Linked DNA regions of Homo sapiens: region 2 is linked to region 1. The links are chromatin contacts, found by Hi-C or POLR2A ChIA-PET in ENCODE. All regions are on one chromosome and are shown on one strand. Each heading gives the region's core, a stretch centred on a gene start or an enhancer-like site at or near the end of the contact. The rest is flanking DNA. Distances are from core to core; before and after follow the strand shown. Region 1 overlaps FKBP1A-SDCBP2 (FKBP1A-SDCBP2 readthrough (NMD candidate)). Region 2 has its middle 47 kb from the start of TMEM230.

The links. A loop is a pair of places that touch in the nucleus more often than their neighbours do. ChIA-PET counts read pairs that join two places held with the same protein, here RNA polymerase II (POLR2A).
Region 2: a map of left cardiac atrium shows a loop between it and region 1 (24-fold over the local background). The contact joins two enhancer-like sites. A Hi-C loop is called at or near these places in 1 of 168 maps with a recorded cell type or tissue (left cardiac atrium). POLR2A ChIA-PET finds 5 or more read pairs at or near these places in 1 of 52 experiments (T-cell).

What each region holds. Positions count from the first base shown.
Region 1 is chr20:1,340,478-1,343,797 of GRCh38, reverse strand. The region is part of intron 2 of FKBP1A-SDCBP2 (FKBP1A-SDCBP2 readthrough (NMD candidate)); the gene reads left to right. All of the region lies in intron 1 of SDCBP2-AS1 (SDCBP2 antisense RNA 1), which reads right to left. Among named protein-coding and RNA genes, the nearest start is that of SDCBP2, 13 kb to the right of the region's middle. RefSeq lists a silencer at 1,599-1,893. Within about 2 kb of position 1,782, at least 3 of the 41 ENCODE cell types and tissues checked have a DNase peak (open chromatin) inside an H3K27ac peak, as active enhancers do.
Region 2 is chr20:5,064,539-5,067,858 of GRCh38, reverse strand. It overlaps a transcript of TMEM230 not described here. Among named protein-coding and RNA genes, the nearest start is that of TMEM230, 47 kb to the left of the region's middle. RefSeq lists an enhancer at 1,482-1,982. Within about 2 kb of position 1,743, at least 17 of the 41 ENCODE cell types and tissues checked have a DNase peak (open chromatin) inside an H3K27ac peak, as active enhancers do.

The sequences.
Region 1 (3,320 bases), core at 533-3,032:
CCAATTATTTGTTCAAGACGCCAAGAACCTGGACACCCTCCACCGGTAACACTCTTACAATTATGCAGTTGTGCAGTGCATAGCCCGTGCCACTATATGTGGCAGTGTTGCCCACTTAGCAATGAGGAGCGCATATTTTCCTGCATTATCACCAAAACAATGTTATCATCTTTTATTTATTATTATTTTTTTGAGTCAGGGCCTTGCCCTGTCACCCAGGCTGGAGTGCAGTGACGCAGTCTCAGCTCACTGCAACCTCTGCCTGTCAGGCTCAAGCCATCCTCCCACCTCAGCCTTCCGAGTAGCTGGGACTACAGGCATGTGCCACCATGCTTGGCTAATTTTTGTATTTTTTGTACAGATGGGGTCTCACTATTTTACTCAGGCTGGTCTTGAACTCCTGAGCTCAAGTGATCCACCTGCCTTGGCCTCCCAAAATGCTGGGATTATGGGTGTAAGCCACCATGCCCAGCCTGGATGTTATCATCTTTTAAATGTTTGCTAAAAAATGAGTGAAAAAGTATTTTGCTGTTCTATGCTTTTTTTGGAGACGAAGTCTCACTCTTGTCCCCCAGGCTGGAGTACAATGGCGCTATCTCGGCTCACTGCAACCTCCGCCTCCCAGGTTCAAGCACTTCTCCTGCCTCAGCCTCCCGAGTAACTGGGATGACAGGCGCCCACCACCACGCCCGGCAAATTTTTTGTATTTTAAGTGGAGACGGGGTTTCACCATGTTGGCCAGGCTGGTCTCAAACTCCTGACCTCAGGTGATCCACCCTCCTCGGCCTCCCAAAGTGCTGGGATTACAGGCGTGAGCCACCGTGCCCGGCCGTTCTATGCATATTTTTAATATACTGTAAGTGTGGTTCCAGTGACTCACTGAAGAAATATTTATTAAGGTCCTATAACACAATAGTAAACAAAAGAGTCCCCGTCGTCATGGACCTTAACTTCCAGTGTACGCATTGCATACGTGTTTGGGTGTCCTGCCCCTCACCTGTCAGGACAGGGACATCCCCATCATGGGCTCCTCTCTGCTCTGGAAAGACATTAGATGTGACCCATCACAGCCTCCTCTGTATACACCAGGCAGACAAAACCTCCCGAGCTGTCTCTCAATGTTGGCAGACTGACCACTTCTCAGTCTTCACAGGGGAGAACCAGGGAAGAAACAATCTCTGCCAACCAATGGCATTCAGACCTCTCCTGTCATGTTTGATGGATATGAGGTGGTCCCTCAATGGAAATAATGGACTCAGGACACTGGCGAGATGAGCTTGAAAGAGTTATCTGGGTCACGGGAAGACTGGAATGGTAATATTGAAGCTTTAGGAACTAGGGAAATTCGACCTTGGTGAACATTACAAGGGCAGGCCTTCATGGTTATGTACGTTCTTCTGGAAGTGATGGAAACTGAATATAAAAGACTTTGTGGCATAGCAGGAACTCAGCCTTTTACTCTGTTCTGGAAGGATCCTACCTACTCAGAGAAAGTAGCAACCACTGCACAGGGAACTGGGGAAGGTCAAAAGCCAGGCCATGACTGGCTGCATCTGCTCTTGCTCTGTGGCCATCTCACTACCCTTAGCTAAAGTAATGTGAAACATGGGGTGTATATATCATGCGTGTGTGTGTGTGTGTGTGTGTGTGCATTTGTTCTCTTCTGGGCCATCTGTTGTCCTCACAGCCCTGCAGTGAGTCAGACTCAGCCATCAGATTAAAAGTGGGAAAGGAGCAGAAGTTCCAGGCAGGAATGAGGCTGCCTTTTAGCCAAGCTCAGCTGTAGCATAACTCACTGGGGATGGCTGAGTGACAGGACTGGAAGATGTCCTTTGGGACCACAGCCCGGGGCTGTGAAGCCAGTGCAGCAGTGAGACACTGGGAAGGGGTTTTTGCACAGGCTGGGAAGAGGCGCCCAGTGGCAGCCATGGGGCAACTCCAGGAACAGGGGTCCTTGAGAGCATCAGAGATCAGCCCCTTCACGTGAGGGGCCCCTACTAAGCATTAAAAGGCCTAGCTAGGTGTAAGGATAGCTGGGGAGCAAGAGGAGAAGGGGATGGGCAGATGAGGCTGACCTGGCCCAGCACCGGCATGTGTTTGACTCCTAGGTGGGTGCCCAGGGTTGGAGCAGGCAAGCATTTGTCATTCACTTCTGCCCAAGGCCTGACATCTCCATCATCCAGGCTAAGCAGAGCAGGGAAAGGATACCCATCTGAAGCACAGAGAGGGTATGGCTTCCCTAAGGACACATAGCATAATCAGGCTTAAGACTCAGAAGCAATGGCTCCCTGTCCCGGGTCACTCCCTCGTTCACTCCTTTCTGGGATGCCCATTAAGGACCTCTCCTTATGATCATCAAAACATTTACTGAGCACAATAGGGCAGTGGGAGACCCACCTCGTACAGGCAATGAGGGGGACGTAGTCTGCAGAACAGTTGAAGGTGACAAGAAAACCACCAAAAGTAGGTCTGCTTTTTAGTATCACTGCACTGGCAATTTCAAAGTCAGTGATTAAATTAGTCCAAAAAACCTTCTGTTAGTCTTCAGTTCTAAACAATCATTGTGGTTATGGTTAAGTTTTAATATGATATTAGCACATTTAAAAACCACCTGTAATAAGCATTGTATATAGACATTAATCCAGAGAACTTCCAATTATATACTTGGCCCCCAACACACCCAGACTCAGCCAGGGGCATTTGTTTCAAGTTTGCTAGCAATTTGGAATGCTTCAAAGAAATGGTAACGATGATCGTAACTCATTCTCACACACTACCTCCCCATCAGCACCATCTTAAAGTTTCTTGAATGAGGGTGTGCCCGAGAATGGATGTCCAAGAAATCTGCCAGCCAGCAGGCAGAGGGGGAGTTAGGTGTTGTCACTATCTGCTATCCATTTGTTTGGGTGGCTGTGATAAAGTCCAGTGGAATTTTACCCGATTCCCTATCACTTAAAATGACTTTTAAAATGATGCCACATGGAAATAACAGATTATATTGAGTATACAGAAGACTGATTTACTGCTAGCCAGACAATGCGATTGAAAGAGAAGGCTGGGCATGGTGGCTCAGGCCTGTCATCCCAGCACCTTGGAAGGCTGAGGTGGGATGATCACTTGAGTCCAGGAGTTTGAGACCAGCCTGGGCAACATGGCAAAACCCCATCTCTACAGAAAATAATTAGCTGGATGTGGTGATGCATGCCTGTAGTCCCAGCTACTCAGGAGACTGAGATGGGAAGATCACTTGAGCCCAGGAGTTAGAGGCTGCAGTGAGCTATGATCATGCCACCGCAATCCAGCTTGGGCAACAGAATGAA
Region 2 (3,320 bases), core at 494-2,993, 3.7 Mb before region 1:
GAGCACAGGAGGCGGAGGTTGTAGTGAGTCATGACTGTGCCACTGTACTTCAGCCTGGGCAACAGAGTGAGACTCTGTCTTAAAAAAAAAAAAAAAGCAGAGGGGGGCTGGGTGGGGAGGCCGGGTGTGGTGGCTCATGCCTTAATCCCAGAACTTTGGGAGGTTGAGGTAGGTGGATCATGAGGTCGGGAGTTCGAGACCAGCCTGGCCAACATAGTGAAACCCTGCCTCTACTAAAAATACAAAAATTAGCCGGGTGTGGTGGCACGCACTTGTAGTCCCAGCTACTCGGGAGGCTGAGGCAGGAGAATCGCTTGAACCCAGGAGGTGGAGGTTGTGGTGAGCCAAGATGGCACCATTGCACTCCAGCCTGGGTGACAGAGCAAGACTGTCTTAAAATATATATATATATATATATATATATATATATATATATATATATATATATGAGCCTAAACACTGTTGACATTGTGGCATATTCATCTGCAGCGTGGTGGGCAGTTCCAGGACACCTGACATGTTCCCACTGCAGAAACCACACGGGTTTCTCCAGCACCACTGAGACTTGCTCAGCCTGTGTAGAGTAGCCTGGACATACTGGGGCTTTATTTTCCTGAGGACAACCCTCAACCAATGAGTGCCAGGAATCAGTGAGTAACTGCCCACCTGTTTTCCCCCCTCACCGGATAATTCTGAAGCATCTTTTACCCAGCTCTGCAGAGGATCCCTGCAGGACTGAGCCTGGTGCCCGCAGTGATCATCTGCACTTCAATGCACCTTTCCTTGGCTTTCCGCCCTGCGCCGTTTCTCACTTCTCCACTACTTGGAGTCCTTTCCAAAGAAACTATCCATACCTGAAATCTACTTTTACGTAAACCCAAGCTAAGACGGTGGAATATTGCTTCATTTTGAAGTCAGTGGGAGCAATTAAAAGCTTAAACAGGGGCTTGGATGTATGTGGATTGGCAGCTGAGGACCCCAGGGGTGGGGGCCAGAGACTGGAAACAGGTGAGTGAGGGGATGAACACCCTCCTGCCTGTGAGGGATGATGAGCATGAACCCGGGTCAGCGAAGTTCTGTCTGACCCAAGGGACAGTCAAGGTGTGACCTCGTTAATCACAGGTGTGAATAACCAGGAGGAGGGTCCTTGGGTATGTTTGGGGTTTTGATTTTTTTTTTTTTTTTTTTGAGACAGAGTCTCTCTCGCTCTATCGCCCAGGCTGGAGTGCAGTGGCACAATCTCACTGCAACCTCTGCCCCCCGGGTTCAAGCTATTCTCCTGCTTCAGCCTCCCAAGTAGCTGGGACTACAGGCATACGCCACCACACCCAGCTAATTTTTTTGTACTTTTAGTAGAAACGGGGTTTCACCATGTTGGCCAGGCTGGTCTCAAACTCCTGACTTCAGATGATCCTCACACCTCAGCCTCCCAAAGTGCTGGGATTACAGGCGTGAGCCACCGCGCCCAGGCAACATTTTTGTTTTTTAAAAAATGTTCTCTTTCCTCTGCTCCCTAGTTTTGCCTTTTCTGGGATGCTCCAGAACTCTAGGAGGACAAAAAAGCCCTTCATGTCCAACATTAGAGGAAGGCAGCATCCTCCAAAGAAGAGTGACTCACCCTGACCAGCTGGCAGAGAAGCCCAAGGCCAGGCCCTGGGATGTGGAGAGCCAGTCCCAGCCTGGTCTGGAAGGAGGCGTGCCAGGGTGGCAATGATGCATCACCCACGTGGTTTACTGGCCTTGACTAACCTGACCATGACTTAGCAAAGCTGTGAGGTTTCCCAGTCTGGGCCAATATGGGTGTGCGGGTAGAATACAGCCAGCATGGGGAGGCGAAGGCCTGAGCAGCATGCCAAAACCGGGAACTTGTGGCCTCCTTCGCCATCACCGCAGCCCCTCTCCACCCTTCCTCACATCAGCCCCTGCTTCCCCGGTCATTCCAGGGACGGGGGTCTCCAGTGCAGCCCACTCCTCGTCATGGTATTACTCCAGTACAACTCCAATCTGACCTACAGTTTTGGTGTTTGGCATGGCAGGGGCGTGATCCCTACTACATACAACCAGTGAGTCACAGACCTTTGGTCCAGTCTGTGGACTGGTCACTTCCTGTCCTTCATATGAGCTCCCACAGAACCCGGGTCCTGCTCCAGAGCCCAGGCGTTAGACAGGCCCTGGCCTTAACCCGGTTATCTCAGAGGCATCCCACATGCGTCCAGGACACCTGGGAAGCTGGTGGTAGTGAGGAGTGAAGGGCAGTAGGGGGCCTCTGCTCTGGCCCCCTGGCTTCCTGCAAGCCAGGAAAATAGGCCCCACTCACAGCCACTTCTCCCCTGCTGGCTAGCCTCAAAGAGATCATTAGAGGGACTTTGCTGCCCATAACAACAAGGACCATTGGTGAAAACAAGCAGCTCAGGGAAATGGATCATGGAAATCACAGAAACAGAGATTTCTCTGTTCCCATCCCCTAAGATCACCAGTGCCCCTGCTCCTGACAATTGGTCACCTCTCAGCCAACATCTGAGCCTCTGGTGTCCCTTCCTTGTGACAGAGTTCATGATACTCATGGGTTATTTCAATGCATTGGGAAGTTAATCTTTTTTTTTTTGAGAGATGGGGTCTTGCCATGTTGCCTAGGCTGTTCTCAAACTCGAGCTCAGGTGATCTTTCCCACCTCGGCCTCCCAAAGTGCTGGGATCACAGGTGAGAGCCACCACACCTGGCTGAGGAAGTTAGTCTTTATAATGAGACTAAACCTGCCTTCCTATATTTTTCATCTTTTCATGTGCTTATTGGATATTTGCATTTCATTCATGGAAAAAAAAAGATATCTTTTTGGTTTTTGTTTTTTTAATAGAGATGAGATCTCACTTTGTTGGCCCAGGCTGGTCTCAAACTCCTAAGCTCAAGTGATCTTCCCACCTTGGTCTCCCAAAGTGCTGGGATTACAGGCATGAGCCACCACGCCTAGCCCCTGGTATTTTTTTAATCTGTACAAGTATCTGTACTTTGGTTTTCTTTCTTACTACAAATGCTATCTTTGTTTTCAACTCTTTTTTTTCTTTGATCACCTTTTTCAAAAATGTCCATTTTATTATTTTTCCTTCATTGAATTAGCATTTGGTTTGATAAAATTTATTATTGAGTTTTGTTTTCATTTGATTTATTTTTGTTTTCATCTTTAGTAATTTTTGCTTATACTTCCTTTGGACTTATTTTGCTATTCACTTGTCAGCCTCCTAGGTAGAAAATTTAATTTACTTAATGTCAGTCTTTTTTTATTTTGAGACGGAGTTTCGCTCTTGTTGCCCAGGCTGGAGTGC